Regions from separate parts of the Homo sapiens genome. Here regions 1, 3 and 4 are each linked to region 2. A link is a loop called in an ENCODE intact Hi-C map of the cell type or tissue named here. Cell type or tissue: mammary epithelial cell. All regions are shown on one strand. Links, peaks and the distances in the headings refer to the core of each region. The heading gives the core; the rest is flanking DNA.

What was found. Hi-C counts contacts between places; a loop is a spot of excess contacts. Peaks named below come from ENCODE experiments on the same cell type or tissue, not always from the same donor. Only the 100,000 strongest peaks of a DNase experiment are listed, where the experiment ranks them.
Region 1: it touches region 2 in a loop (9-fold over the local background); 8 of 110 quality-filtered maps call a loop at or near these places.
Region 3: it touches region 2 in a loop (7-fold over the local background); 13 of 110 quality-filtered maps call a loop at or near these places.
Region 4: a loop joins it to region 2, with 31 times the contacts of the local background. A loop is called at or near these places in 56 of 110 quality-filtered maps.

What each region holds. Positions count from the first base shown.
Region 1 is chr2:29,292,190-29,299,943 of GRCh38, reverse strand. ALK (ALK receptor tyrosine kinase) reads left to right here. Exons shown (of 29, transcript NM_004304.5): 9 at 2,887-3,056. Among named protein-coding and RNA genes, the nearest start is that of CLIP4, 180 kb to the right of the region's middle. In mammary epithelial cell, for the core only: CTCF peaks have their summits at 3,899 (motif pointing left) and 5,874; no DNase peak of the experiment used is centred there; H3K27me3 peaks cover 200 bases.
Region 2 is chr2:29,920,430-29,928,183 of GRCh38, reverse strand. It overlaps ALK (ALK receptor tyrosine kinase), which reads left to right and starts at 6,598. Exons shown (of 29, transcript NM_004304.5): 1 at 6,598-7,754. The coding sequence starts at 7,525. In mammary epithelial cell, for the core only: a CTCF peak has its summit at 4,877 (motif pointing left); a DNase peak (open chromatin) is centred at 6,443; H3K4me3 peaks cover 420 bases; H3K27me3 peaks cover 1,210 bases.
Region 3 is chr2:30,112,709-30,120,462 of GRCh38, reverse strand. No RefSeq gene overlaps it. Among named protein-coding and RNA genes, the nearest start is that of YPEL5, 30 kb to the left of the region's middle. RefSeq lists an enhancer at 4,478-4,527. In mammary epithelial cell, for the core only: a CTCF peak has its summit at 4,585 (motif pointing right); a DNase peak (open chromatin) is centred at 4,592.
Region 4 is chr2:30,068,452-30,076,205 of GRCh38, reverse strand. No RefSeq gene overlaps it. Among named protein-coding and RNA genes, the nearest start is that of YPEL5, 75 kb to the left of the region's middle. In mammary epithelial cell, for the core only: a CTCF peak has its summit at 3,759 (motif pointing right); a DNase peak (open chromatin) is centred at 3,765; H3K27me3 peaks cover 259 bases.

The DNA.
Region 1 (7,754 bases), core at 1,277-6,276, 630 kb after region 2:
CCAAAACTGCAGGGGTAAGTATCAAGTCCTTGATATGGTATCATAAAACCATTCTCTCTTGACTTGAGATGAAGATGGAACACCCTTCCCACCTTCTTCTTAGCAGGAGAGTGAAATGGAACTCGTGGTATGCCAAAAGCACCTTCCAAAAACTCTCTCCTAATAGTCAACCTCCAGCATTTTGTAATATGCAAAGTATGAGTGAAGGGTTAAGAATTATGTCATTCATTTTTATCCACCTCTCTTGAAAGTTCTGCAACCTTGTGCTCTTACACTTCCCTTTGAAATGCAGCACCCACTGCCTCCATGCTTCAGCCAAAATGCCTTTTTAATATTTTGTTACATCAATTATTATTTCAGTTAACAGTCCCTATAACCCTATAAGAGATAAAACTATTCTCATCTTAGAGAATAGGAAACTGAGCTTCAAAATGATTAAATAACTAGGCCAAAGTGGTAAAAACAGGTTTTGAATTCAGAACTCTCTGATTCTAGAGGTCTTAGACCATTCTGAAATGGAGAATTCATGTGACCCAGCATAAGTGCTTAACAAATATTTGTTGAATGATGAAAAAGTTGATTTCCTCAGATAATAGAGGAATGTAAATGCCATAATTTTTGACAGGGCATGAGAAACCATCGACAGTTGTTGAGCCCAAGTCACAGATGAGCATGATCAACAGGAGAATGTGATAGAAATATACAAGAGAATTCGGAAGAGAGAAAGAGTGGAGAGGGAGAGGCACTTTAGGAGACTCTGAAGAGTTCAAAGAGTTATAAAGGACATGGGTACTCTATTTTGCTAGAGTAATGAGGAGATTATCTAGAAACCAGGTTGAAAGAACTTAAAGAGAGAATGAGCAACAAGTAACTAGCGGCAGCAGTTACATCCCAGCTGTTCAAGATGTGAGCATCTGAATGGGGCAAAGAAATGGTTACAAGCCAGAGGAGCCCAGAGGATGAAATAAAGGATATTTCTCCAGAATGGGTGAACCTTGATCTTATTTGTAGACAAAGGAGCCAAAAGATTGACTCTGAGATGCTGGGGAAAGGAGGGAAAGGAGGGCAGTAACTAAAAGAGCAAGGACTGGGGGAGAGAAAATGAGCTGGGCTAACGTGGAAGACAGTGAAGGATGCAGCTTCCTCTAAGAGAGAAAAGGAAAAGAAAGGAGGATAAATAAACACTGGGCCCACAAAAAAGAGAGAAGGGGACTGAAGGAGATTGTTCCTGACATAGTAGATCTTCTCAGTAAAGTAGAAATCAAATCAGTGGATTAGGAGGTGGGAACCAGGGGGTGAGAGTGTCAGTATGCGAGGGAGAGTTTGAAACACCCATTGTACTATGTGTGTCTGGAAATCAACTGTGGAAATCAAGAGAGAATGAACAAGTACCACCTCACATCCAGGGCATTGAGACTCAACAGTCTGAATTCATGGAAGTTCAAATTAGCAGTATTCTTCAGCCAAGGAGCAAAAGGAGAAAGCATCGTGATCCCAAGCTAGGCACTGCATGGCATGGGCTGAGAGCTGAAAGGGTTTACAGTTAGCAGGGGTAGAGTTGAAATTTCCAATCATGGCTTGTACAAGAAAGCTAAGTGAGGCCAGAAAAAAAAATTAACAGATTCATTCATTTATCCTAGGAGGTCTCAGTAGAGATGCATATTTGCTACCCAGGATATGGAGAAATGGGAAAGGTGTAAGTGAAGTGTCTGTGGTTATAGACCAGGCTTACAAGGTCCAGGGACTCAGAAGTAAATCAGTCCCTGGGGGCCCCAATGCCCTGGTGTGACCTTATTAGTGAAGGGTTTGTATGCAAGAAAGTGGGAAGTTTGGGGCTGCCGTGAGTCATGGTTCTTAACCTCTTCAATCAAATTGTGAGGCAACCATGTATCAAGGACTGGAAGACAAAGGAGTGGTAATTTACAAAGAAGCAGGTATTCAGAGAGAATCAGTAAAAAGGGGGTACCTTTACTCTGACGAAACTGCCAGTTTACCATAAGACATATTTTACCTTTCTTTCTACAATAACCACCATTTTTTCTTACAGGATTATTTTAGGCAATGATATGATATAGTTGTCCTAGGTTTTTAAACACAAAGACCAGAAACCTTGTTTATAGTATGTCCTACCTCTGAATATGATCGTACTTAAACTTTCTTACAAAGGTTATTAGTTACAATTTTCTTTCAAATGTTTAGGAACAATGCCACAGAAACTTTTAATAAAGACACAATGAAAAACACAGTTGTAACTTCCTTTTGGCGAAGTGGGCATCCTCTTCGAAAGATGCCCATATTAAAAGATCTTGATATGTAGATTTTTGTCTGGCCTTTGCCTGCCAGTGGCCACAGGTGTCAAGTCATTGGGTCTTTAGTTAGCTGACATGTGACATGACACCATTCAAATGAGATTATTAGAGTCTTTGGGGAAGAGAGAAAAATCTATGATACCTAAATCACTAAAAGAAACTGAGTCACAAAATCATTTGTCCAAGGTCACAAAGTAAATTGGGGCCACAGGCAAGAATCTTTGGCTACTCTTTAGGAAGTTCATTTACTACCCCATTGATCTTGATATCACCTTACAGGCAGAATCTTGTGAAAGGTAGGATGATAACATCAACCTGAACAAAGTTCCAAAACTGCCCATCAGTTGTCCCTGCCCAAGAAAAAAAATTAACAGATTCGTTCAGTTATCCTAGGAAATGGGATACTTGAACTTCACTGAAAGCCTCTTGGTGAGACAGGTGGTGGGCATCCAGCTCTTCTCACCAGGCTGAACTCAGCTGAGTCTCTTATAAGGTCCTTGAAACTTCAGTGGAGAATTCCAGAAAGGGGACCTTTCAGCAATCATACCTTGTCCTCTGACTCTTCTCGCCCTCACAGCTCCGAATGTCCTGGCTCATTCGTGGAGTCTTGAGGGGAAACGTGTCCTTGGTGCTAGTGGAGAACAAAACCGGGAAGGAGCAAGGCAGGATGGTCTGGCATGTCGCCGCCTATGAAGGCTTGAGCCTGTGGCAGTGGATGGTGTTGCCTCTCCTCGATGTGTCTGACAGGTAGGCTCTATGCATCTCCCCCAATACCCTTCTCCTCTATCAGCTAAAATGAAAAAGAAATCATGCCTTCCCTTTCCCCGTGCCTTTTACCCAAGACACACATGCAGATGTGCCCACACACCGATATGTGCGCGTGCACGCACGTGCACACACACACACACACACTCTGCAGGTTACACACTTTCTGCAGTTTACAAGCTTCTCCAAGGGATGAAGAGGCTACTGAACACTTGTCTCGGGACCACTGGTATGGCCTGGTTGGCTACCCCCAGTGTCTGGAGGAAAAATAAAATTGAACAACTCACATTTCCCCCAAATAACAGTTTGGTTTTACATGTATATAGCATGTTCTCTTATATGATAGACTTTGCCTTACTTTCCCCACTTTTATTTTATCCTTATTAACAAGAAAACCTGCAAGGTAGGTAGGACAGGCCTTATCATCATTTACCACTCCTGTCCTGTTATAAGGGGAGAAACAGAATCAAAACGGTGAAGTGCCAGCAAGTTGGAATCGGAATTGGGACTGGTGCCCAGGCCCGACTCCGAGTCCAGTGTTCTCTGTTGAGTCAGGTCCTGAGGCAGGTTGATAAAGAGGATGGCAAATTCTTCAGTAAACAGAGGAATGCTTCTACTTGTGGTCTTAGTTCCTATTTGGGCTCTATCACTAATGGCCTCTGTGACTTTGAGCAACATCCTTGACTTCTTTGGGCCTCAGTTTCCTCACCTTTAAGCTGAGAGGTTTGAACTAGAAAATCATTAACTCCACGTGGCTCTGCAATGGAGCAGGAACCATGGAGTGTTCACTGCCACTTGTCTCCCAGGATGGCACTATTCTGCCACCTGCAGTCAGCCTGGAGCAAGCCGTACTTGAATAAAGATGGCCCTGCATGGCAGCACTCATGTGACCCTGCCGTATCATCCTGAACCCTCATGGTGGGTGCTGATCTGTTCCAGACAAAAGAGGGGCGAGGGGCCATTTCTATAAAGGGGACAGATAAATGGATCTGGATGGGGGACAGCCATCTTTTATGGGCTAAAAGTCAACCCTTACAACCCACAGCAGCCTCTGCCTGAGACTCCTAAAACACAATCAAATTACCATCCTGGTGGATCCACCTTCAAAAAATGAGGACAGAGGGCTCAAGGCAAGGTGGAGGGTGATGCTAGTTGGCATGCAGCTTTATAAGTGTAAAGCTGGTTTCACATTTTTCGCCCAAACCCCACAGTCTGCTATGTCCAAGAGCTCATAACTGCATCAGTGCTGTCAAAGGACAAAGGCATTGTCCTCACTCTGAGCACTAGCTACCCACTCCTTCAGATGTGTGTGGGTTAACGATCAAAGCCCAAGGACATTCCAAGGATCAGTGACCCCAGGACAAATGGATTTAAGTGGAGAAAGGAGGAAGTGTGAGCTCTGCCCACTATAGTTTAGTCTTTTGTCTTTGGGGATTGTGGAGCTGCATGCAGTTGGTGGAGAACAGGAGGGTGGTGAAAGAATCCTCCCTCCTGGGAGAGGTGAAATTAATTCAGATGAATCAAAGTGTTTTTTTTCTCCTCAATCCAGCAAGTCTTCTCTCTTTCATAGCTACTCCAGGGGATTTAAAGTAAGATGTTGACTCGGTTCACTCTCATCCTCTAGAGTTTCATTTGAAGGAGACTTCGTTCTCAGCCTCCTTCTTCCCTGTTAAAGGCTGTTTACCAGACTAACATTTCCAGTATTGATACTGAGACCAAACTGTCCAGTGGGGATTCCGACAAAAGACAGCTTGGTTTGATGATGCCTTGTGACCTAATAAGTGTACAATTACAGAAAACAAGAGTGCTTCCATTCGCTGGGAGCCTGCATACCACTGACATGCTCTGAGGTTGGAAGCTGCCCTCCCAGAGGTACAGATGATATGGGAAGCATCAAGATCCAGAGGCAAATGGTACTGAAGGAAAATGAAGTGCAGCAGTTTTCATTCGCTAAAATCAAACTAGACTGTAGATGTGACTGGCCCCAAAGAAACCAAAGAAGCACTCTAGATGAAAGGGCAGAGGCTTTGGAATCAAATAGTGCCAAGTTTGAAAACTGCCATGGTCACTTACTAGTTGTGTGACCTCAGCCAATTACTTAAGCTCTCTGAGCCTCAGTGTCCTCATCAGTAAAATGAGAATAATAACAGTATAATTTCACAAGATTGTTATGAGACTAAATGAAATGACTATTGAAAGAGTCTACACAGAGTATTAATAGATTTTATTTTCTGCATCTTTCAGTTATTTGGCCTCAGTAATAATTTATTAAACAAATAGCACAAATCACAACCACTGATCTTCCAAGTCAAGCCATGTTCTATAAAACAGACAACACAGTCTCCTCTTAGGTTTGGAGAAGTAAAGTGCTTGTTTAACTGCCTGATCCACACTAAATGCTCAACTACTAATAACTATAGTATAATAATGACAATATCTCCCCACCTAATGGCTCAGAAGGGTCTGGGATGGCCAATTTAGCAATATAACCAGTCATCCAACCCTTAGATAAAGGCGGGCTTCTTATGAATTTGTTTTCACAATGCTCTGTTGACTCCTTATGAGAAGTCACTGATGGAGGAGCAAAAAGCATTCTCTTCCCTCTTCCTTCAGGGAGAGTCAGCTATAGCTGCCCAGATTGCTAGAAGATGAAAATGGGAGAAAGGAGAAGGTAGAGGAAGACATAAGCAAGGAAAATAGAAAAATAGGATGGATAAAAGACAAAGAAAAACCAACTCTCTTCCTCCCACCTCTGAGGTAGGCGGTAACACCTGGCGCCACCTGCCCCACATCCCATGAAGCTTCCTTAGGCAGCTCCTGGCTTCAGCTATTCAGCACCTACTTTGTGGACAGCTCCCCAACCCTGAACCTTGAAAGCGGCAGAAATTTTATTCCCTATGCTGTCCCAAATCACCTCTGCTCCCAGGTTCCTCAACCTTCACACATTACAAAATTTTTAAAGTAACTTTATTAGGGCTTAGAGGTTAGCACTTAAGAGACTCCAGGCTCTAGTCAACGGTATTGGAAATCTGACCATTTTCCTATTTTGGAAATCCTTCTGTGGCTTCCTGTGGCTTTGGGGATGCCTTTAAAACTCCCTAATAAGACCTTTTTTAAGCCCATGTGTGATCTGTCCAGCGCTAGTTTCACCAGCTGCTTCTTAAACCATTCTTTCTCTCTCAATCTCCCCTTCCTTCCACTCAGTTGTACCATGCTACATTCTTACTTCTAGGCTTTTGCAGTTGCCATGTTAAAGGCATGTTAAAGTTAAAGGAAGAACTTAATGTTCTGCCTTTACTTTCCATCTCTCTAAATACTACTCTTCCTTCACTTAAAAAAAATTATCCCCAGACACCTATACTCTATATGTACCCACAATATATTCTCATGGCTCTTGAAACATCCCTATAATAATTTATCACTCTTTATTATCTTTTTTATATCTGAATATACAAACTAACAAGGTAGGGATTGTGTGTGTCTTATAAATCACTGCTTCCTGAATCTTTAGTACCATACTTAACATGTAGTATGCCCAATAAATATGCATTGACAGAATGATGTATTGAGGGAAATTGCATATACTTTCAAATTCCAGTTGAATAAACTGAGAATTTCACTTGATGGAATCTATCTAACATTCCTCCTCTCTTCAACCTGTGTCCGACAAAACAGATATGATTGCTTTATAATAAATACTACTGCAAAGTGTTCTGTATATCAGAGCAACACCTGTGTCCCATCAGATGAACCAAAACAGCATTTGTTACTCTGTGACAAGGAATTATCTTTAGGGACTTGCCTGGTACCTGTGCTTTCTTTGTCTCTGGTCACATTCCTGTTGGAATCACTTCATAAGAAAGACTTTGATCCTAATTGGGTGCCCTGGTCCTTGTGATAGAGAGAACTAGAGTTGTGCACTTGAGAGAAAAGGGCTCTAGTCAGATTGCCCCCACCACACAGTAGTCCTCGGGAAGGCTCGGTGAATAAGTCATAGGTACATAAAGCCTGGTGACAGGGAGGCATTGATCCATGGAATGATATTTCTTCTGTCCACTTACAAACATGTAAAGCGATAGAAGGAATGTAATAGTCTGTCATCATTACAGAATTATGTTAACTGTACAACCATAGTATAATGAGTAACAGGAAAAATCTCTAAGAGCAATGCCTAAGATGTTTTGAGCAGTGGCAATGTCCTCTGAATACAGATAAATGCTCTCAAGGTAATTTTGAAGGACAACACCAATTCAAATATCAGCTTGATGTGTGCTTAAAAATTATCTCATTACTTTACATCCACCTCACATAGCTACTTTTCCTCATCCTCTCCCCACTTTATCAGCCCCACCTCCCTCATTCAATTGCTGCTCTTTCTGCTGGAATTAATTCTACCTTTTCTCAAAATAGAAGAAAGGCAAGTTCTCTCTCCTGATTCTAATTGTCAGTCTCTTGCAGAGATATACCCCTAGTTTTTCCTCTCTCTATATATCTTACTAAATTAAACACAATGTTCCCACACTATCCTAAGCTTTGACACGCTTACAGAGCAGAAGCCATGCTAAGTTCAACTCGTTATGAGATGGATTTGGAAACACCATGGATCAAATCATGTCCCACAAATCACTGCAATTGTACAGTCAAATATAAAGTACACAACTTATCACACCTGTGCAGGCT
Region 2 (7,754 bases), core at 2,517-7,516:
ATGACGGTTGGACTCCCCACCTGGACTGTGGATCCCTGGGGAGTTGAGGTCATTTTTTTCTCTGGGTAACTCTAGTCTTGTGGACCCTTCCTAGTCTAAGTCATCTAATGCAATGCTTGCAGGTCTCCCCCTTCTTTGGGAGTTGGTAAGCCCATTTGCTAGATATTTCTGACTCTCCACCTTGCAGGCCCTCTCATGATAGGGTGGGACGATGTAAATCTTCCCAGCCAGAGTTGTGAATGGAAGCGACATGTGCCATTTCCAGGCTGGAGGATTTACTTGTGGGTGCAAGATCCTCCAAGTTTACAAGAGTGGGTGCTCCCTCAGCCTGGATCTCTAAGTGACTATGATGATCAGAGCCCTCTGCTCACCTGAAATGGACATGGATTATGAGAAGAATATATTTCAATATATTGTTTTTAATTTACTTAGATTTGGAGGGGCAGGGGTTGGTTGTTATTACATCATAACCTAGCTACCCTAATACGCTTTCTTTATGGGGAGCAAATTCTATTACTATGTTATCTACAAAACTATTAAAAGTCATTTGTTAAAAAAAAGGAGAAGGAAAAAAGTCACTCATAATTCTGCCATCCAAATAAATCTATTTTTCAATGATTTCCTCCAGTTTTTGTTTTTTTTGTGTTTTTAATTTTTGCTGAGTTGTAGCATAGGTGTGAATTCTATTTCATACTCTGGGTATTTTTCATTTAATTTTATCAATGCCCCATGGTAGTAGGAACCTAGATTGTTTTTTTAATATATATTTTTAAATTATAAGTTTAAATTGTAAATTTAAGTTCTCTGGTACATGTGCACAACGTGCAGGTTTGTTACATGGGTATACATGTGCCATGTTGGTGTGCTGCACCCATTAACTCGTCATTTACTTTAGGTATTTCTCCTAATGCTATCCCTCCCCCATCCCCCATCCCCCAACAGGCCCCTGTATGTGATGTTCCCTGCCCTGTGTCCAAGTGTTCTCATTGTTCAATTCCCACCTATGAGTGAGAACGTACAGCATTTGGTTTTCTGTCCTTGTGATAGTTTGCTGAGAATGATGGTTTCCAGCTTCATCCATGTCCCTGCAAAGGACATGAACTCATCATTTTTTATGGCTGCATAGTATTCCATAGTGTATATGTGCCACATTGTCTTAATGCAGTCTGTCATTGATGGACATTTGAGTTGGTTCCAAGTCTTTGCTGTTGTGAATAGTGCTGCAAGAAACATACGTGTGCATATGTCTTTATAGCAGCATGATTTATAATCCTTTGGGTATATACCCAGTAATGGAATGGCTGGGTGAAATGGTATTTCTAGTTCTAGATCCTTGAGGAATTGCCACACTATCTTCCACAATGGTTGAACTAATTTACACTCCCACCAACAGTGTAAAAGTGGAACTTAGACTGTCTTATTCACCATGGTCTCTCTCCATGGCACATCACATACAGCAAAGCATATGGTAGGTGCTTAAATTAATATTTAATGACTTTAACTACCCTCCTCTTAGCATGTCGATCCTTACAAGATATCTTGTATGTGACTGGTCAGCAGTGTCAGGCTACAGATTCAGAGCTCAGGCTTGCCATGTGGCAGAGCATATTTTAAAAGAAATCCTGGTTTGGTTTTTCCTCTCTGCAGCATTGGGGCCCAGCTCTCTTCCTGGTTGTGCTGGAAACTCACAGTCTTCTTCTAGTACCTGTCACCTCCGGTCCCCGGTCTTGAATGAGACCTTTTGGCCACTTGAAGAATTTCACAGAGGATTTCAGACTTGTATCTTAAAGACTATACTTGGTCCTTTCTTCTAATTTGAAACAGGAGTCTGGATAAGCCAAAGGTTTTCCCAAAGTCACAGAACCTCTGAGAAGAAAGGCTGGGATGAAAATCTACTTTCCTGAACACAAGTCTTGGTTCATTTGAATGTTTCTTCTGGGTGCCAATTCTTGCTCTTGGCCCAGGGTAAGTTCCTTTGGTCATGGGTTTCCAAATGCCTTAGCAATAAGTATACTCTGATATCTAGTTTCAGGTCTACTTATTGATTTGTCTCTTGCCTTTTTATCCCCCTTCTCCTCCTCACCTCCCTCCTGCTTGCTGCTGCTGCTCCTGCTCCTGCTGCTGCTGCTCCTCCTCCTCCTCCTTCTTCTTCCTCTTCCTCTTCTTCTTCTTCCTCTTCTCTCTCTCAATCTCTGTCTCTCTCATATAACACGTGGTTTCCCCCAGCCAGAATACAACTGTATCCTGTCTTTATTTTTGACATTTGACCATGATTATTGACTTGCTTTAGCTTAGCGAAGGTAAGGGTACCTATCATGCCCTTAGGAATTTTCACATTTGCTATATTTGTCACGACAACTTTGTCAGAAATAGATTATAATCCACTTTTAAACAGGAGAGATAAGGCCAAGAGGTTAAAACTCTTGACCAAGCCCAGAATACTAGCTACATTAACTAAAGTAAAATTAATTTAATAAAGTAAAATTAACTTGAATAATATATTTTATGTAACCTGATATACCCAAAATATTATCATTTAAACATGTATTCAATATGAAAAATACTAAGGAGGGATTTTATATATTTTTTTCATAATAAACATTAGAAATGTGGTGTGTACTTTACACTTAGAGCCCATTTGAGTTTGGATGAGGCATATTTCATGTGTTCAATTGCCACATATGACTAATGGCTACCATATTAAACAGTGCAAGTCTACAGCATAAATCAGAGTATGAGACTTTCCGCTAAAGTAGTGTCTTCCCATTGCAATCAAAATGCAAACTTGTTACCATGGCCTATCCAACTGTAGAAGATCTAGACCTTGGCTGCCCCTCCACCTTTCTGTCTTCTGTTCACTATGTTCCAGCCAGATTGATTTCTTACTGTCTACTGGACATGCAAAGCTATTCTCATCTCAGGACCATTGCCTGTGATATTCCTTTGCTTAGAACGTTCTTTCTCGAAAGCTTTTCATGACTGCCTCTTTCCCACCAATCAGGACTTAACTGTAACCTCCTTAAAGAGGACTTCTTCAACTATGAAGGTAGAGCTAGGACAGCACCCGCACCTGCTGTCCCAAGTCATCTACCGCATGGCCCTATTTTGTTTTTTATAGCAACTATTATTATCTTAAATTACTTTATGTGCTTGCACATTTATTATCTGTTTCTCATCATTAGAGTGTAAGCTTCTTAAGGTGAAGGACCTTTTATTTTGTCCAGAGCAAAAAATTCCTGGAACATAGAACAACATCCTGTATACATTAGGTACACGAGGAGTATCTGTTGACCAACAAAATGCCTAACTTGATCCTATATGTCCCAATCAGATTTTGCAGTTGTGAGATATGTTTTACCTTAAGTCACATTGCTGAATTTCTCATGTCATTTTTATTATTACTTCTCTTATAGAGAATTTATGTACCTCCTTGACTGAGTTGTTCACTTTGCCCTTTCCAGAAATTGGGAATTTCCTGAGGAGGTTGTTGGTGGTCTCAGTGTCCTCTTTGGCCACTTCCTCTCTTGGTACATGGTCAACTCACATTCCTCCTCCCCCAGCCCAATGGCCCAAGTCATCTGCAAGGTGACACAGAGCAGCCCACCTAATTGTCTCCTTGGGGATTCCAGTATCTATGTCAGAATCTATGTCTGCCACTTCCACTCCCCATCTCTCTGATTTGGCCTTTCAGCTTCTTCCTCTGTTGATCTTGGCTCATCTCAATCCATTTTACCTCATCCCATTTTCTCTATTGTGAGATCACCCAGAAATTTTATTTTATTTTATTATTATTATACTTTAAGTTTTAGGGTACATGTGCACAATGTGCAGGTTTGTTACATGTGTATACATGTGCCATGTTGGTGTGCTGCACCCATTAACTCGTCATTTACATTAGGTATATCTCCTAATGCTATCCCTCCCCCCTCCCCCCACCCCACAACAGTCCCCGGAGTGTGATGTTCCCCTTCCTGTGTCCATGTGTTCTCATTGTTCAATTCCCACCTATGAGTGAGAACATGCGGGAGATCACCCAGAATTTAAGAGCATGAACTTCTTAGTCAGGTATCCAGGTTCAGCTCTAGTTACCTGTGTAGCTTTGTCGGGGAGTTAACCTCCCTGAGCTTCTATTTGTGATCTGTAGAAAAGAGATACTATTACTTTTCCTCAGAGTGTTACTGGGAATATGAAATGAGATAGTGAATGAAAGTCTTTTTGAAATAGATCATAATAAGTGCACAAGATGTGTTAGCAATCATTCTCACACTTTTCATCTTTCTGTCTATTTCCCCTATGTGCTCTTAAATTCATTTTCCCGTCTCCCATCCTTTTGATGGAAATTATGTAGGATGGGGTGTTAAAATTATAAATTTGGGCATGAGTTAAGGTCCTAACTTTTCTCAGTGGGTTGTGTAAATGTTGGAGGAAAAGAGTCAGCGGTTTGAATTCCAACTCTGTTATTTGCTTGCTGTTTTACCTTGGGCAAATTATTTTGCCTTTCTGAGCCTTAGCTGTTTTATCTCTGTAATAGAAATAATAACATATACCCTTTCCCAAAAAAACTGTGTGATGTGTTAGACACCCACATGTCTACAGATGCATACATTCGTGCCTGGTAGACTATCAGTATTAATTCCTGCCTCCTTTAAAAAAAAATTATCTAAAAAAGAAGAAATTTTTTGAGATTTAGTGTCATTTAATCTACAGGGAAAGGCACTTATTTTTCCTTGGGAAAAGTTTGAGACAATGTATAAATCATGAGAATTAATTGAGACTCTTGTGTCTATGAGGTGCAAAAGCAATGGACAGGGGTATTATTAGAGAACGTTAAACCCTGGCAGCTCATTTAAAGTTTCAAGTCTCTGCAGCCCCCTAGTGGCCATTGGGTGCAGCAGACGATTCACAGTTAACTGACAAATTAACTGGAGTCAGTAATGCCTTTGGTCAAGAATTGTATAGAGAAATAGGGAAAGGCTGGAGTTTTAGTCTTTTTTCATATTTCAAATAAAAATTCCTCTTCCAGTAGGTATGTCAGAAAAATCTGATGAAAATCAAACATATATTGTACCAGGAAAGTATTAACTACCATAGCATTTTCCTCCCTCTTTTCTTTCTTTTCCACCCTTCCTCCACCAAGATAGGAGCATATTTTCTTCTCGGGTGAGATAATTCTTTGCCCTGAAACTTGTAAAGTCAGTGTATCCAGTGTGACTTCCAGAGAGAGGGCAGATGCCTGTCAAATTAAGTGAGTTGCCAAACATAGAGCAGGAAGAAAGCCATTCCGAGAATCAATATTCCTTTGTTACTGGGTCTTCCACTTGCCAAGGCATTGCCACAAAGCTGGAAAGGCCCAGCTCCTAGGAGAACAGAGGTTCCACCTGGCCACTATCTCCTGTGGGGTGGTAGGCAAGTTACTGCGGCCCCCAGGAGCTCAGTGAGGGAGGTTCAATGTGACACTGTGCTCTGATCCTGTGAGAAAACTCCTGTGCTACCCGACAGGCCGTGAGCTCCAGAGAGGATCTTGCCTTATTCTTAGCTTCAACAGTCAGCCCAAGGCCTGACAACCAGCCTTTAAGAAGGAATCAAGGGGATTTGTGTGACCCAAAGATGGTAGTTTTGTCTGAGGATCTAGTGAACCACTTGTTATAAAAACAGCTATTATGAGTTCTGTGTTGGCAGCTCAGGAGAGACGAAAGGAAAGGGAGAGGAGAGGTACAGCCATTACAGGTGAGTAAAAAAGGCCTAAGGTTCTGAACCCTCATTCCCAAGATTGTGGGCAAACAATTAAATGCTCTGCAACTCAGTTTCTGCATCTGTAAATCTGGAATTAAAATGTTTGCCTTACAGAGACTAGGGGAGGTTACACATGTTCAGACACCATTCTGAGAAAACAGAGCGACTGACAGGGGTCTGAAAGGTATTTGTTGTAGCTGCAGAACAACTCTGCCAGACCAAGACCATCCATCCCTCTCTGCCCCCCTATTCCCAAATTCTCCTGTGTGGACGGCAGGACTCCTAAGCTCCCAGGAATGCATTCAAATAATAGATGGGTCAGAAAATATTCTGTCTCAGGGCCTTAATACAAGCTGTTCTCAGATTTGCCAGTGTCGCGCTGCCACCCTCTCCCCACTTCCTCCTCCCTTCCCACTCCCCCCTCCCTTCCCCTCTCCTCCAGTTTTATTCTGGAACCTGTTTTTCCGAAGTCGGACCCGTTTAATCTCTTAAATGTATAATTAGGGAGAGTGCTTGATTGCAAAGGCCTCTTCCAGTTCTCACATTTGCTCCCTTTCACACTGCAGAGAAATAGGGCAGGGAATCTAGAGGAGGGGAAGAACAAGAGACTGGAGAGGGAACAGAGGGAGGGTGGGGCGGGCTCACTCCTTTTCTCAATGAATGCCGAGGCCTCTGCAGATTTGCATAGGAGCCGATCGAGCCACGCCATTGGTTGGAGGGTGCGGGTGGGGCGGGGCGAGGCCGGACTGCGTGGGTCGGGCAGCAGCGCGGAGTTGGCTTGTGAGCCCCGCCCCCTCCGGGCCCCGCCCCCTCCCTGCGCGCGCTCGCGCGGCTCAGCCAGCTGCAAGTGGCGGGCGCCCAGGCAGATGCGATCCAGCGGCTCTGGGGGCGGCAGCGGTGGTAGCAGCTGGTACCTCCCGCCGCCTCTGTTCGGAGGGTCGCGGGGCACCGAGGTGCTTTCCGGCCGCCCTCTGGTCGGCCACCCAAAGCCGCGGGCGCTGATGATGGGTGAGGAGGGGGCGGCAAGATTTCGGGCGCCCCTGCCCTGAACGCCCTCAGCTGCTGCCGCCGGGGCCGCTCCAGTGCCTGCGAACTCTGAGGAGCCGAGGCGCCGGTGAGAGCAAGGACGCTGCAAACTTGCGCAGCGCGGGGGCTGGGATTCACGCCCAGAAGTTCAGCAGGCAGACAGTCCGAAGCCTTCCCGCAGCGGAGAGATAGCTTGAGGGTGCGCAAGACGGCAGCCTCCGCCCTCGGTTCCCGCCCAGACCGGGCAGAAGAGCTTGGAGGAGCCAAAAGGAACGCAAAAGGCGGCCAGGACAGCGTGCAGCAGCTGGGAGCCGCCGTTCTCAGCCTTAAAAGTTGCAGAGATTGGAGGCTGCCCCGAGAGGGGACAGACCCCAGCTCCGACTGCGGGGGGCAGGAGAGGACGGTACCCAACTGCCACCTCCCTTCAACCATAGTAGTTCCTCTGTACCGAGCGCAGCGAGCTACAGACGGGGGCGCGGCACTCGGCGCGGAGAGCGGGAGGCTCAAGGTCCCAGCCAGTGAGCCCAGTGTGCTTGAGTGTCTCTGGACTCGCCCCTGAGCTTCCAGGTCTGTTTCATTTAGACTCCTGCTCGCCTCCGTGCAGTTGGGGGAAAGCAAGAGACTTGCGCGCACGCACAGTCCTCTGGAGATCAGGTGGAAGGAGCCGCTGGGTACCAAGGACTGTTCAGAGCCTCTTCCCATCTCGGGGAGAGCGAAGGGTGAGGCTGGGCCCGGAGAGCAGTGTAAACGGCCTCCTCCGGCGGGATGGGAGCCATCGGGCTCCTGTGGCTCCTGCCGCTGCTGCTTTCCACGGCAGCTGTGGGCTCCGGGATGGGGACCGGCCAGCGCGCGGGCTCCCCAGCTGCGGGGCCGCCGCTGCAGCCCCGGGAGCCACTCAGCTACTCGCGCCTGCAGAGGAAGAGTCTGGCAGTTGACTTCGTGGTGCCCTCGCTCTTCCGTGTCTACGCCCGGGACCTACTGCTGCCACCATCCTC
Region 3 (7,754 bases), core at 1,626-6,625, 190 kb before region 2:
TTAACAGAGCCATTATCATGTAGCAATACAGCACATTCACTTTGTCCTCTGTACAAAATGAGACTGTCATATGCAATTTCAGTTTTAAAAAGGATTTGGAAGAAAATATTTCAAAATATTTACTTGGGTTACCTCTAGACTAGTTAGGGTTACAGATGATTTTGAAAAAACTTTAGCATTTTCTAACAATTTTACAAGAACATGTATTACATATATAAATAGGAAAAAAAAAACCTTTTAAAAAGGAAAGTAAATAGTGAGACAACAAAAATTGTTCAGAAATGAAGCCAGCTGTCAGTGGGCATGGTGGGAAAGAAAAGCAACAGAGCCTGAGAATAGTCACGATTTGTGGACTCTGCCCTCATTTGTTAAAATGATTCCATTTATATCCTAGATGTCTCTGAAATGCAGATTCTAAATCTATTTTTTCTAAGTCAGAGTCTATTTTGGAAAGACTAGGGAAAGTGCTTATATAAATATTGTAGTAATTTCCTCATAAAGTTATAATCATACATCTATTTGTACCTTACAGTTTACAAAGCACTGAACGTATACTCTCTAGTTTGATCCTCCCAACAGTAATGTGTAAGGCGTTGCTTTCTTCTTTCTACAGGTATAAATTCAGCCTGAGATTCCAGAATATTCTGTGTATTGACCACCACAGCAAGAAGAAAAAGTCCATGTAGGACTGAAATGTAAGTCTTACGATTGCTCAACCTGGTCTCTCTACCATAACACCTTTGAATTGAGTTATCTCACAAATAATAATTTCCATGTCTACTTGAAGTGGATTTGTTTATAGAGCATTGCTTTCATTAATTCATTCTGCAGCTGCTGAGTGCTAGGGTAAGCCAGGCTTTCTCCCTTGCCTGGGGATGCAGCAGTGAACAAAGTGGACATGATCCTCCTCTCTTGAGTTTTAGTCTGTGGGCCAGGAGTTGGGGGGTAGGAGAGGAAACTAGAGGAGCAGGGTCATTTCCTCTGGGGGTTGAGAATGATGAAGATGAAAAGCATAATGCTGGGGGAGACAGAGACTTGTTGGTGTGTGGGTGTGGGGCCACTTCAGGAAGAGTCTTCAGGGGGCCTTTCTGAAGAGCTGGCATTGACGCAGTACCTGAAGGAGGAAGCCAGTAACCATTGAGGGGTTAGAGCCTTTGGGTAAGAGGGAACCATAACAGAAGACATACTGAGGCTGTGGGAATGGACTTGGCTTATTTGAGGAAGCAAAGGAAGGTTTGCATGACTAGAGTGGGGGCCCTCAGAGAGTAGTGGATCCTGGCTAGGAATGTGGCCTGTGACTTACTTCTCACAGTAAGTAAGAAGTCCTCTTCTCCAGGGACCTTTGTGTGAGCCATGGCTAGTGTGGTCTGGTGGGTTCCAGCACTAGCCCTAGCACTCACTCCATCCCAATCTTAGGAAAACACGTCCCTGCATTCCCAGCCTCAATTTCCCTAGGAAGAGGGTTGTCACTGTCCTCTTCCTACTGAATTCATTTTTTCCCTTCCTCACAAGACGACAACCTCTGTGAAGACTGTAATGAGGTCACTCCTTTCTAACTTCTCCACACTCCCAACCCATCCATACACCTACACCCAGAAGCATCCAGGCCATTTTTGTTCTATCATGGCAGATCAACTGATATACAAGCTAGGGATTTAAGAAATACACAGGGGTTGGAATAAGCTGGATTTATTGGCCAATTGTAAAAACTGATACTAATATTTATTAGCTATAGAAAGAAAAATAGAGGCCTGCGTAGGCACTGTAGCCAGCTGCTAGCTCCCAGCCACCCCCACCATCCGGGTCTGGGGACAGAGCCCACTCTCCAGTCCTTTCCTGCCCCCAGGGATGACTTGCAGGGAGGATGATGCTGTCTTGCCTGGGATTTACCCATCCAAACAGCCCATATTTCACACCTGTGGCTCCCCACTAACTACATCTCCTCTGAAGAATTAGTGAAAGGAAGGAGTCTTGCGGGAGGGGTAGGTGATGTTTGCTTAGCTTCATGCCCAGGGATAAAAGAGCAAGCTTTCCAAAATTCCAGTCTGATCTGTACTCCCCCACTTCATGCTGGGCTGGGCTCCCCATCACCCTCAGAAAGAAGTCCCCTGCCCTGGCCAGGCGCTTTTGCTCACGCCTGTAATCCCAGCACTTTGGGAGGCCGAGGCAGGTGGATCACGAGGTCAGGAAATCGAGACCATCCTGGCCAACATGGTGAAACCCCAGCTCTACTAAAAATACAAAAATTAGCTGGATGTGGTGGTAGGTGCCTGTAATCCTAGCTACTCGGGAGGCTGAGGCAGGAGAATCACTTGAACTGGGGAGTCAGAGGTTGCGGTGAGCCGGGATCGTGCCACCGCACTCCAGCCTGGCGACAGAGACTCCGTCTCAAAAAAAAAAGAAGTCCCCTGTCCTTACACTTTCAAGTCCTGCAAATTCTAGCCCCCGCCTGCCTTCCTTGGGGTGCCCCCGCTCCATGTTCTGTTTCTCTGGCTCTGTCTTCTGGCCTTTCTTAGTCCCTGGCATTGGCCATTCTTGCTTCTTCCCTATGGTTGAGAATTCTCTGTGCCTTTCCCCTTGCCTCACTCCTTGGCAGGTGAGCTCATTCCCACTTTCATCCCTCATGTCTCATTTAAATATGGCTGCCTTTTGGACCCCCTGGGAGAGAAGTTTTCTGTTCCCCGTTCCTTCAGCCCCCCAAGCCCCATCTTTGGCATCTTGTCATAATTTGCCTTTAATGGCTGGCTTCCCTGTTGGCTATAAGACCCGGAGGACAGTGGCTGCATTTGTCCTGTTCGCAGGTGGGTTTTTTTGGGTGAAGGGCGACAGGATGTCACTGTGTCACCCAGGCTGGAGTGCAGTGGTGCAATCATGGCTCACTGCAGCCTTGACCTCCTGGGCTCAAGCGATCCTCCTACCTCAGCCTCCCCAGTAGCTGGTACCACAGATTTGTACCACCACACCCAGCTAATTTTTAAAAGTTTTGTAGAGATGGGGTTTTGCCACATTGCCCAGGCTGATCTCAAACTCTTGGACTCAAGCAATCCTCCTGCCTTGGCCTCTCAAAGTGCTGGGATTACAGATGTGAGCCACTGAGCCTGGCCTCAGTGGCTTCTTCCTACCTCACACAATGTCTGGCGTAGGAGCCATAAAACTTGGTTGCATGGATGAATAAGTGAACCAGGAAGGCCTTTGAAGCTTTTCCGCACTGCTTAGATTTCAGGGTGAAATTTGGGGGATCTCTTGAACTTCAGTTTCTTAGACTCCAGCAAAGAACAGGACCTGTAACTTGGAAGTGAAGGTGAGAGAGCCACAATGACAGGAGCATTTTTAAGCTCTGACCTGCTAGCCTAGAGCCTAGCGCCAGGCCCTGCTCTAGGCTCTTTGCATGAATTATCTGGTGAATCTCACAATTGCTGTTATAATCTCCATTCTTCAGCCAGTCCTGGGAGTAAGGGGAAGGGTGCGTGAGTACCAGGTCAGAAGAAAAGCAAGAAGTAGGTGGTAGAAACTCTAAACAGAAAAAGAAGCAGGCTCAATTTGGGGGGTCTGCTGGAAGGAACAGAAGAGGCCCCAGGACTCTGGCTTCAGGGCCAGGGACTGTGTCTGGGTTGCTTGGTCAAAGACAGACAGGCTTCACCCAGAGCTGGCCAAATGCTGGACACTGGGCTAAGAGGACTTTATATGCCTGCTTCATCCAACTGCACAACAGCCCACCGAAGAAAGGGACTTTCAGAACAGTTAAGTCACTTGCTCAGTGTCATACAGCCAGTGGCAGAGGTGCAATTGCAAAGTCCCCTTGCTTACTGGGGCATTCTCAGATGGTCAGTGAAACAGCAAGCTCTGGTTCGCTTCCTGAGTGTAGCCCAGTTGAGTTCATTTGAGGCACTGACACCATCTTAGAGATTTATACAAATACCACACTGCTCAAAGCAGCAAGGGCACGCCTGTAAGAGCAGATGCACAACCTGCCTTCATAACAGGAGAGCAATTGTAACTGAGGTTCCTCGGTCTGGAGGCCACCAGAGAATCCCCTAAGCCCAGCCCAGCCTCTTGATCAGGACTTTTTGGGCTAATGCCCCAGGTCATTTCTTTGCTGTCTGACTGAGCCTCCTCCCTCTGATAACCGTACAGTGCCATCTCTTCTATAAAAACAAAAGTTTTCTTCTAAAGCTGTCTTCCACCGCCAACCAGAAGCCCAAGGCCTCTTATTTCTTACAAGTTTCTGCTCCCAGAGCCATTTTATTTCTCCTTATTGGGTGATCAACTTTTCCCTCTTCGCCTGGGACTTTTCTGCTTTTAGGATTGAAAGTCCTTGGTCGTAGGCAGTCCCCTCAGTCCCAGGTAAAAACCAGAATGGTTGGTCACCGCTCTACACTGGGAGAGGGTAGAGAAATGTTTTTTAATTCTCATCTATACATCAGTTTCTTTAGCTGCTTAATGTATGCAGCCTGTCCGATTTTGTGACAAACTGTCACAACATTCCCAGAAATGGCGGCGGATGGAACCACATTCAGGGATCCCACTGGAGTGCACTTGTCCGACCTAGTTGACTTGTTGCAGACCTGCACTTCCGCTGTTGAACACTAGATGGTGGCCTTGCACCCTTGTTTAGAGAAAGTGCGACACTGAACCTGGCCTTCAGGAAGTGCTGGGCATTTGGGAAGAACATGGGCCAGAGAGAAGTGAAAAAATATATGCTTATGGGACAGCCTAGAAGAAGCAGACCAGTGTGCAATGGCAAGCGCTAAAAAGGAAAAATATCAGATTTGGCTTAAAATTCCTTAAGCATTTAGACATTGGGATGGAAAGAAAGGCATGTTTATTTTACCAGGAAGTGGGTCTGCTTTCACCAGATGATCTGAATAACTTGTCCACTGGGAATACATCGTATAAAGGAGAAAAAAAAAAAAGCGAACAAGTTGGTCAGACACAGGGAACATCTTCTGGGTGGGTTTAATTACAGCTTTAGCTCCCTGGGTGAGCTACCATCCCGATACCAGAGCCGGCGCTGCAGGTGTGCTTAGCCAGCCCAGCCAGGGCCGAAGATACTGACAAGACCGGAGGAGGCCCCTCTCGAGACTGAGTGACTCACACCACCTGCAGAGAGCACAGTTGCCACGAGCCTTGCTCATCCTCCTCGAGCAGCTAAATTTATATTCTGAGAGCAGAACACTGGCGCTGGAGCTGTCAGGAGGGAACAGGGAGGAGATGGGAAGGAAGAGTGCCATCATCTTGGAGCGGGCTCGGGGGTGGAAGTGGATTCACATTCTAAGGGCTTTGTAAGTGAGCCCACAAGATTTTTCATGGAGAAACTGGTGTCTGAGAAATTACAGTTTTCTCTTAAATGTTCCCCTCTCCTCCACTTAAACCCCAGTAACAGCTGTCAAGGTCAAGGGAAAATCTTCCCTTTCATTCTCTGAAGTTTTGCTGAAAAATCAACTCACAAAAGGCAGATAATAAGAGAAAAGGCATAATACACATTTATTAGCATGCACAAAGCTGAATCAGAGTGACTGCCCCATATCCTGGTGGGGCCCAGATACTTACATAGCCTTATTTCAGATGGAAGCGGGGAGATGGGGAATATAGGTACTTCTGTTGAGAGGCAAGAAATGATTACTAGGGAGAATGAATGGATCGGGAACATAGATTAACTTGTAAATGGTTATCTCTGGAAATTGAATGAGCCTGAGAGACAGACGTTATCCTGTGAAAGGGTCTCTTCAGGTGTGGTTACATTGGATAGATAATAAGATAACAGGAAGAAGAAGGAAAAACAATTACTTTCCTTGGTGGGTTCACCTGGTCTTTATGCAGATAGGATAAAAGTCTCTTCTAGCATCTGTTGATCTCTAAGGGCCTTCAAAATACTCATTATAGGCCAGACATGGTGGCTTATACCTGTAATCCCAGCAGTTTGGGAGGCCAAGGTGGGAGGATTTTTTGAGCCCAGGAGTTTGAGACTAGCCTGGGCAATATAGTGAGATCCCCTCCCCACTGCCATCTCTACAAAAATAATTTTAAAAATTAGCTGGGCACGATGGTTCACACCTGTAGTCCCAGCTACTCAGGAGGCTGAGGTGGGAAGATCTCTTGAGCTCAAGAGGTCAAGGCTGCACTGAGCTGAGATCACGTTGCTGTACTCCAGCCTGAGTGACAGAGTGAGACCCTGCCTCAAAAAAAAAAAAAGTTAAAAAACCCCAAATCCTCATTATACCAAGGAGCCATATTTTGGGGTGAAGTTGCCTGCACCCCTTCATTACTAACAAGTTATGCTACTGAACTCCCTTTCAAAAGCTTGAGTTAACGATTAACACCCTGCCCTTCACAAGACATACTCATCAACCCAGAGAATGGTGGAGCTGGCCTGGCACTCAGTGACCCGGAGGCTTTTCAAACTGCTGGGGAGAGCTAGCTCTCCATACTCACCCCAGGGTTTTCTTATACAAAGATGCATTTCATTCTGCATGTAGAATATTTAAGATATCCAAAGAAGCTGTTACCACTTTTTATCTTTTTATGAGATCTGGAAAAACTGACCTTGAAAAATAAATCCTGTACTAAAAATACAAGTTTGATTAATTTTACAAGCTCAGAGAGATGAAGTAAAACCACAGCCTTCCCCTAGAGCTGGTCCAGCAGGATGACTAAGCCCAGGCAGAGCCCAGTCATAAGGCACGCTTTTCCTGCCCTGATGTCATGTCCTTGGAGCGGGTTAGAAGAGGTCTCTAAAGCAGTGGCCTGGAGTGGAGTCACAGCGTGGAAGATGAGGGGGTTTGCAGGAGAAAGCTTGAAGGAGGCTTCACCACAGAGCTTCAGTGGAACCTCACAGTTGCCTTGGTCCTTCAGAGAGTGGGCCTTTGATGCCTCAAATCTGTTTTTTCTTAGACTGTGGGGCTGGAGGAAGGTTTTCACTTTTGCATCTGCCCTGCAGGTGTAAGTCTGATAGGGCACCAGCTGAGGACAGCCCTGAACTGCAGGGCTGGCAGGAATGATCCAGACTGGATAGAAACGCCATGTGAGTGGTGGCGAGTAGTCGTGTGACAGTAGGCAGATAGTCAGGTATCAGCAGGGCGGGAGAGGCCTCCCCCCAACACACACCAGGAGTGCTGGGCGACCATCAGGTGAGGGTCAGGTGGTTGTTACCTATTTCTCTAAAGTAATAATTGTTCACAGTGGCACCAGGGAAAGGCAGTCTCCTAATAGATAGAAAACATCTGAAACTGGTGATCAGCAGCTTCCCCATAAGATCTCAGGAGAGGGGAGAAGTAACCCAAGACCCCGAAAGTATGTTGTATTAGAGTTCTCTAGAGGGAAAGAACTAATAGGATAGATGTCTATATGAGGAAGAGTTTATTAAGGAGCATTGACTCATACGATCACAAGCTGAAGCCCCACAATAGGCCATCTGCAAGCTGAGGAGCAAGGAAGCCAGTCCGAGTCCCAAAACCTTAAAAGCAAGGAAGCCGACAGCACAGCCTTCAATCTGTGGCCGAAGGCCTGAGAGCCCCAGGCAAACCAATGGTTTAAGTCCAAGAGTCCAAAGCTGAAGAACTTTGTCTGATGTTCGAGGGCAGGAAGCATCCAGCACGGGAGAAAGATGAGGGTCGGAAGACTCAGCAAGTCGGCTTCTCCTACCTTCTTCTGCCTGGTTTATTCTAGCGGCATCAGCAGCTGATTGGATGGTGCATACCCCCATCGAGGGTGGGTCTGCCTCTCCCAGTCCAGTGATTCAAATGTTAATCTCCTTT
Region 4 (7,754 bases), core at 1,822-6,821, 150 kb before region 2:
CATGGTTTATCAAGATAAAATTATTATAACCTAAAATGCACAAATCTTAATGGCACAGTGTGATGAATTTTGACAATCATATACACCTATGAAACCACTATCTAGTCAATGTATAGAATAGTGCTGTAATCCCAACAACTTCCCCATATATCTTTTCAATTAATTTTCCTCATCTCCCTTAAATGTTCTGGTTTTTGTTACCCATAGATTAATTTTGTCAGTTTTTGTTTGTTTGTTTGTTTGTTTGTTTGTTTTGAGATGGAGTCTCGTTTTGTTGCCCAGGCTGGAGTGCAGTGGCGCGATCTCGGCTCACTACAACCTCCACCTCCCGGGTTCAAGTGATTCTCCTGCCTCAGCCTCCTGCATAGCTGGGATTACAGGAGCACGCCACCACACCTGGCTAATTTTTGTATTTTTAGTAGAGATGGGGTTTCTCCATGTTGTCCAGGCTGGTCTTGAACTCCTGACGTCAAGTAATCCCCCACCTCAGCCTCCCAAAGTGCTGGGATTACAGGCATGAGCCACCATGCCTGGCCTGTTTTGTTTGCTTTTGAACTTTATATAAATAGAATCATACGGTATGTGTGTGGCTTTTGTATCTACCGTCTTCTGCTCAACATAGCGTTTTTGAGATCCGTCCACATTGTAGTTATTCCTATAATTTATTTCCTATCACTGAGTAGTATTTCACTGAATGAGTATGCCACACTTTGTTTATCCATTCTCCTATGGATGAACATTTGGGCTATTTCTAGGTTTTCGCCATTATAAATAAAGTTGCTATAGACATTATTGGACAGGTCTTTTTGTGGACATATGGCCTCTTCTATTTTTACTTAGTTATCTTCTGTATCTGATCATTTTAATACCTGAGTCATTTGGGATGTTACTCTTTGCTTTCTTGTTCATCTTTTCGTGGTGTTTGTTTCCTCGTGGTTTTGGCAGTTTTTGATTTGATGATATTTTGCTGACTGGGAATCCTGAGAATTCGCAGCAATTTCACATTTGCATCTTCCAGGTACCCAGGGTGATTCTGAGTGAGAAGCACTTGAGATTAATTTTTCTTTGGGGTTCCTTATGTAGAAGCAGTATATTTTCAAACCCCTTCTATGGGAAGGAAGGCTTGTGCTTATAAATTTCCAGGAAGCTTTTTTTTTTTTTTTGAGAGAGGGTCTCACTCTGATGCCCAGGCTGGAGTGCAGTGGTGCAAACACAGCTTACTGAAGCTTTGTCCTCCTGGGCTCAAGCATTCCTCCCATTTTTGTAGAGATGGGTGTCTCACCATGTTGCCCAGGCTGGCCTCGAACTCCTGGGCTCGAGCAATCTGCCCTCCTCTGCCTCCCAAACTACTGGGATTACAGGTGTGAGCACCACGCCTGGCTTTATTTATTTATTAATTTTTTTAACCACAACCTGTAGCCTGAGACAGACAAGTTTCCCAGTCAGCCTCTACATTGACACTTCCTCACAGTCACCACTCTTCAGGGCGTAACTCCTCAGAGATCGTGGATTCAGGTAGAGGTCTCACGTCCCATCCTCCACCTTGGGTCTCTCAGTGCCTTGGATCTTTCATGAGACTGTTAACGTCGGGCTTCCAGGCTCTGGGCAGAAGACCCTAGATGTTAAAGTAGGGTAACCTGAGGTTCTCTCATTGGTCTCCTTTTAGGTCCTTCTTCATTTTCATGTCACCAGATTATCCCCTCCCTCTGAACCGAGGTGCCTGTGTTTTAGAAATGCCAGGGAAATGCTTACTGGGGCTGGCAAACAGGAGCATTTGTGGGCTCTGGAGCACCCAGTGCTGGCTGCCTGGCACTGCCAGTCCACTAAGTGGCCTTGAGCAAGTGGCCTGGCCTCCAGGAGCCCCAATTTCCTCACCTGTAAAGTACAGATAATCCTTCCCCACTCCCCGTGGGATTGTGATGAGCACCAAATATGTCTGTGCACGGAGCTTAGCACACGGTAGGCACACATCGGAGGGCTAGTATGAGCTATCAGCCCTCCTCCGCAGCTTGTGGTCAGGTCTGGCAAGCTGTTGATCTTAGCATATGTTAGCAAACTGGTGCCAACAAACATTTTATGCAATGTAGTTTAAAAGAAAACTTGTAATGACTACCAGAAGAAAAAGTAAGTCAACAGGACAAGTCAGTCCAAGACTGAGACACCCGCAGGGAGGGCTGTCTGTCTCTCGGTTTCCCTCTTCACTTTCAGAACTTGTGGATTTCTCTTACTTTCTTCTGAGCCAAGCTATGCATTAAAAAAAAAAAGGTTGTCTATCTTGTACTTTTAGATATTTATAGCACAAGTTCCTCTCCCTCACCACCCACCCTGGCAATATCTGGCCACCTTTTTGCCAGAAGTACAGTCCTCAAAATACTTTTCCCCAAGCTCTGCTCTGTCTTCTGCAGAGGGTATATCTCTGCTTCAGGCTTTCCACTTTCCGCATTCCTATTTTTGGAGTGAGCAGCAAGTCTGCTTACTCAGCATAAAATCCTGTATCGTCACAGGTTTTTTGGATAGTGTTTTAGCATTTACTTCTTTCCCCCTGTCTTTGATCAGAAGTGGCAGAGCTCTTTGCTGGTTTGCTACCTGGTGTCACCAACATCTAGTTTTTTGTCAAGTTTTCTCCTTCGGCCTACTTCCCACCTCCCCTGCCTCAGTGGGCGTGAGTGAGTTCTGAGATGCTTCTCCTTCACTGCCAAGCTCACGGTTGCCGGTTGGCCTGTGTGCTGACTTCTGCAGAAATATGCACCACCCAAGGGCTAGAGAGGGACTTGGCTAATCCCTGCCTGCTCTGTCGACTTGGCCCAAATGGCAGTTACTCCCCATCAACTGGGCTTCAGGGTTTTGGTTGTTTCGTAGTTTCCCTGAAGGTGGATTTTCTTCTCTGTTTTCCATTATTTTTGGAAAGGAGATTTGTGTAGAAAGGCTTTTGCACTGCCATCTTAGCAGAGGTGGTCTGTTCCAGGTGTGAGTACTCCCTGAGCTGCCGTGGCCAGCCTGGAGGCTGGGTCTTATTTTATATTTGGGGCTCCCGATCTGGGACTCTAGATACCCACCCCCATATCTAAGACATCCTGAGACCTGGATTTGTTAATAAATATCTTAAGGCCAGGTGCAGTCGTGCCTATAATCCCAGCACTTTGGGAGGCCAAGACAGGAGGATCCCTTGAGTCCAGGGCTTCAAGACCAGCCTGGGCCCATCTCTACAAAAAGACTAAAATAATTAGTTGGGCATGGTGGCATACGCTTGTAGTCCCAGCTACTTGGGAGGCTGAGGCTGGAGGATTGATTGAGCCCAGGAGACGGCAGCTGCAGTGGACTGTGATTGCACCACTGCACTCTAGCCTGGGCAACAGAGTGAGACCCTGTCTCAAAAATAAAATAATGAAAAAGAGACATACGTTAACCTCTCTGTATCTTAGTCTTCTTTTCATAAAATGGGACTTTGAGGACTTGTGCTACTGGCCATATGAGGTTGTCTTGAGCATCAACTGAGGTAATAAATATGAAAGTACTTTAGAGACAGTCAACCTCTCTCTTTTTTCAGGTCTCATCATGGGAAGAGCGAGCCAGTTCTGTTTCACAGGGTTTGGCTATTTCTCCCATGGTCACCTTACTCCATTCTGCAGCCTAGCTTGCCCTCCTGACCTGGGAAGCCCAAACGCTGCCCTGGCTGTGTGATACCAAGGAGTCCATCCCTCTTCAGTGCCCTGAATACAAAACGGTTGTGGAGAGCCTGGAGTGATCTCAATCACCACTGGGTGTCGCTCTTGGACTCAAAATTGTGTGGTACCTCCAGCTCTGTAGATTTCCTTTCCTCAGCCTTGCTTCTCGGCAGTGAGCGTGGACAGTCTCAATTTCCAGTATGTGTCCCCTGCCTTCTTTTTTTGTTTTTGTTTTTTTGAGAAAGAGTCTCGCGGTGTAACCCAGGTTGAAGTGCAGTGGTGCGATCTTGGCTCACTGCAACCTCCACCTCGCGGGTTCAAGTGATTCTCCTACCTCAGCCTCCCTAGTAGCTGGGATTACAGGTGCCTGCCGCCATGCCCGGCTAATTTTTGTATTTTTAGTACAGATGGGGTTTTACCATGTTAGCCAGCTGGTCTCGAACTCTGACCTCAGGTGATCCGCCCGGCTCAGCCTCCCAAAGTGCTGGGATTACAGGCATGAGCCACCGCACCTGGCCTCCCTACATTCTTAAAATTCTTGGCAGCAACACTTGGAGTCATCAGACAGCATTCATTCAGGCCTTTGCTTTCAGGTGGAAGGTGCTTGTGCCATCCTAATTTATTTTAATTTTTGCCTAACCAACATATGACCAGAAAGGTATGTATCTATGGCCAAAATGTTCATAAGATGAATTTCAGGACTAAAAGTCAGCAAATTTTTAGAATCAGCACATTTGGGACTGGTTATGTCAAGTCCCCTTCCACCACTCTCCCCAAGATTTTGCTGCTAAAAAAATGTTTTAAAAGTGTTGCCTCGGGGTGACCTAGTTATTCTAACAGCAGCACGAGGAAGAGGGAAATTTCTGACTTTACTCCACCAAAGTCCTCCAGCTCCACAAAGCCAATGGCTGCTGCAGTTTAGCTTTTATCTTTCTGGAGCTCTCTAGGGGCATCAACTGTTGATTACTCTCCTGTTTTAAAAATTCTCCCTGAACTTTTGTTCACTATTTTCTCCTGATATATTTGCTAGTTCTCTGGTTCCCCCATATTCTTTCCCCTTAAATGTCATCATTTCCTATGCTGCTGTCCTTGGTCTCTGTTCTTCAACTCTGCACAATCTACTCACCCATTGGTTCCAAATCCACATCTTATATTCAGGCCTTTGTGCATTGCCATCTCTACTTGGGTGTCCTGAAGGACATTGTTTTAGAAAGCAGCTTTATTGAGGTATTTATATACAATAAAATTCATTCATTTTAGGTGTATAGTTTCACAAATTTTGGTGACTGTATAATATATAGTCACGTAACTGCCACCTCAATCAAGATATTGGTCTCAGAAAAATGCACTGTCTCTCACTCTGTAAAATTTCTTTTTCACATCTTGGCCTTGGCTTTCAGTGTTCTCGCACCTCAAAAAGCTTCCTCCTACTCCTTTGCAGTTGGTCCCCTCCCCCACCCCTAACCTAGTCCCTGACATGCACTGACGTCTGCTTTCTGTCGCTATGATGTTTTGCCTTTTCTAGAACTTTAGAAAAATGGAATCCCGTGGTGTATGGTCTTTGTGTTTGACTGCTTTCACTTGACCTAATCCCCACTACCGATGTGTGCAAAAACAATCTCATTTTTCATGCCAGGCTCTGCATGTGATGGCCCCTCCATTCACCCCGACATCAAAGCCAGAAAGCTAAGGTTCACCCTCCCAAGGCCCCTTCCTCTCACTGCCCCCCTCCAATTACACCCCATGCCATGAGTAATTAGTCAGGAAGTCCTAGCGCGTCTCTCTGTTCTGTATTTTTTTTTATTTTTTTGAGACGGAGTCTTGCTCTGTCACCCAGGTTGGAGAAGAAGTGGTGCGATCTCGGGTCATTGACACCTCTGCCTCCCAGGTTCAAGAGATTGTCTTGCCTCGGCCCCCTGAGCAGCTGGGATTACAGGCATGCACCACCACATCCGGCTAATTTTTGTATTTTTAGTAGAGATGGGGTTTCGCCATGTTGGCCAGGCTGATCTCAAACTCCTGGCCTCAAGTGATTCACCCGCCTTGGCCTCCCAAAGCGCTGGGATTACAGGCATGAGCCACTGCGCCCGGCCTATTCTATATTTTTCAGTCCACCTTTCTCTTTATTCTCAAGGTTGCTGACTTAAGTGAGATTCTCTTCATTTCTTGCCTCTCCTAACTGGTCTTCATGCCTCTAGTCAGGACTTTTTCAATCTGCCCTTCTGAAAACTGCCATTGTGACCTTCTAAAACACAAATCTGCCTGTAATCCCAGTCCTTTTGGAGGCCAAGGCAGGAAGGATGGCTTGAGGCTAGGAGTTTGAGGCCAGCCTGGGCAACAAAGCAAGACCCTGTCTCTACAAAACATTTTAAAAATTAGCCAGGTATAGTGGCTCACAAACTGTAGTCACAGCTACTTGGGAGGCAGAATCAGGAGAATCGTTTGAGCCCAGGACTTTGAGGCTGCAGTGAGCTATGATTGTGCCACTGCGCTCCAGCCTGGGCAACAGAGAATGACCCTGTCTCTAAAAACAAAGCTAATATCAAACAAACAAAACCCACAAATCTGCTCTTTACCACTCCCCTACTTCAGTGGTTCCCCATGGCTTCTCTGCTTAGCAAATGACACCCTTCATAATTTGATTTATTTCTGCCTAAATCTCTATATCTTATTTTCCAGAACTCTCTCAAATGCAGCCTATACTCAGCCATTACTTGTGCATCTTTTTCCAAGGGCCATGCTCACTCATGCTTCTGTGTGCATGCTGTTCCCTCAGCCTGGGAAACCCCTTTCCTCCTCCTTCCTCTAGCCAACTCCTACCTACTCCTTAAGAGTCAACCCACCTGACTCCTCCTGTGCAATACCTTCCCTCGCCAGTGCCCCAGACTGGGTTAGGTGCTCCTCCAAGGTGTTCCCTCCATCATAGCGTTGATCATCAGTCATTATCAATCTACTTACTTGTCGAGTTAGTCATCTGTCCCTCCCACTAGACTATAAGTTCTTTGAGGAGTTTGTGTCTTGCTCAACTTTGTTTCCTTGTTCCTAGCACAGGGTCAGGCACATTGGAGGCATCCAATGAATGCCCTCGGAATGACTGAGGGAGGATGGAGGGAGAGATCTGAAGCTTCTTGAGGAGGCAGGGGCGAGAGTCAGGAAGACCTGGTATGGAAAATAAATGCCCCATTCTATGGCCTCAATCATAGATACATCTACTACTGTGAAAGAGGAGAAGAGTTAGGTGGGAGTCCTGGCAGAGAATCCATGAAGGAGAATGAAGTGTGGGAAGGCAAGTTCAAACGCCTGGTGCCCTGGCTTTGGCAGTGAAAGTGTCTGATGAGGGAAGGAGGATAGTGTGAGGGAAAACCAAGAGGGAATGAGATCTTAAATGATGCCACACAACAAAATGAGAGAAGCACATATTCTTAGATTTTTTTTTTTTTTTGAGACAGGGTCTTGCTCTGTCATCTAGGCTTGAGCGCAGTGGCATGATCACAGCTCACTGCAGCCTCTACCTTTCAGGCTTAAGCAACCCTCCTACCTCAGTCCTTCTGGTAGCTGGGAGTATAGGCGTATGCCACCATGTCCAGCTAATTTTTAAATTTTTTGTAGAGACAGGGTCTCAGTTTGTTGCCTGGGTTGGTCTTGAACTCTTGGGCTCAAGGAATCCTCCTACCTTGGCCTCCCAAAGTGCTAGCATTACAGGTGTGAGCCACTGTACCTGGCCTCATTCCTAGATTTTTGTGTGAAACAAAGACTCCTGAGTCCCAGACAGTGTTGTTTTCACACCACACACTAGATGGGTCCCAATTGTTGTTTCTTACCATGAACAGGGTCCTGTAGTTTTCACAGCACTTTCCCAAGCACTGTCTTATGGTTTCTGCACATCAACCCAGGAAAGCAGACAAAGATGAGATGATGAATCCTGCCTAACCAATGAGGAATCAGAGGCTAAGAGATTCTAGCGCCTTACTCATGCCACAGGGCTGGACCTCTTCCTATGACAGCTTCTGTCTCTAAGGTGAGACCTTGGGCTGAGTTGCCAACGTCAGTTGTGTTTAAAAATGACATACCTGAGAAGGCTGTTGACTA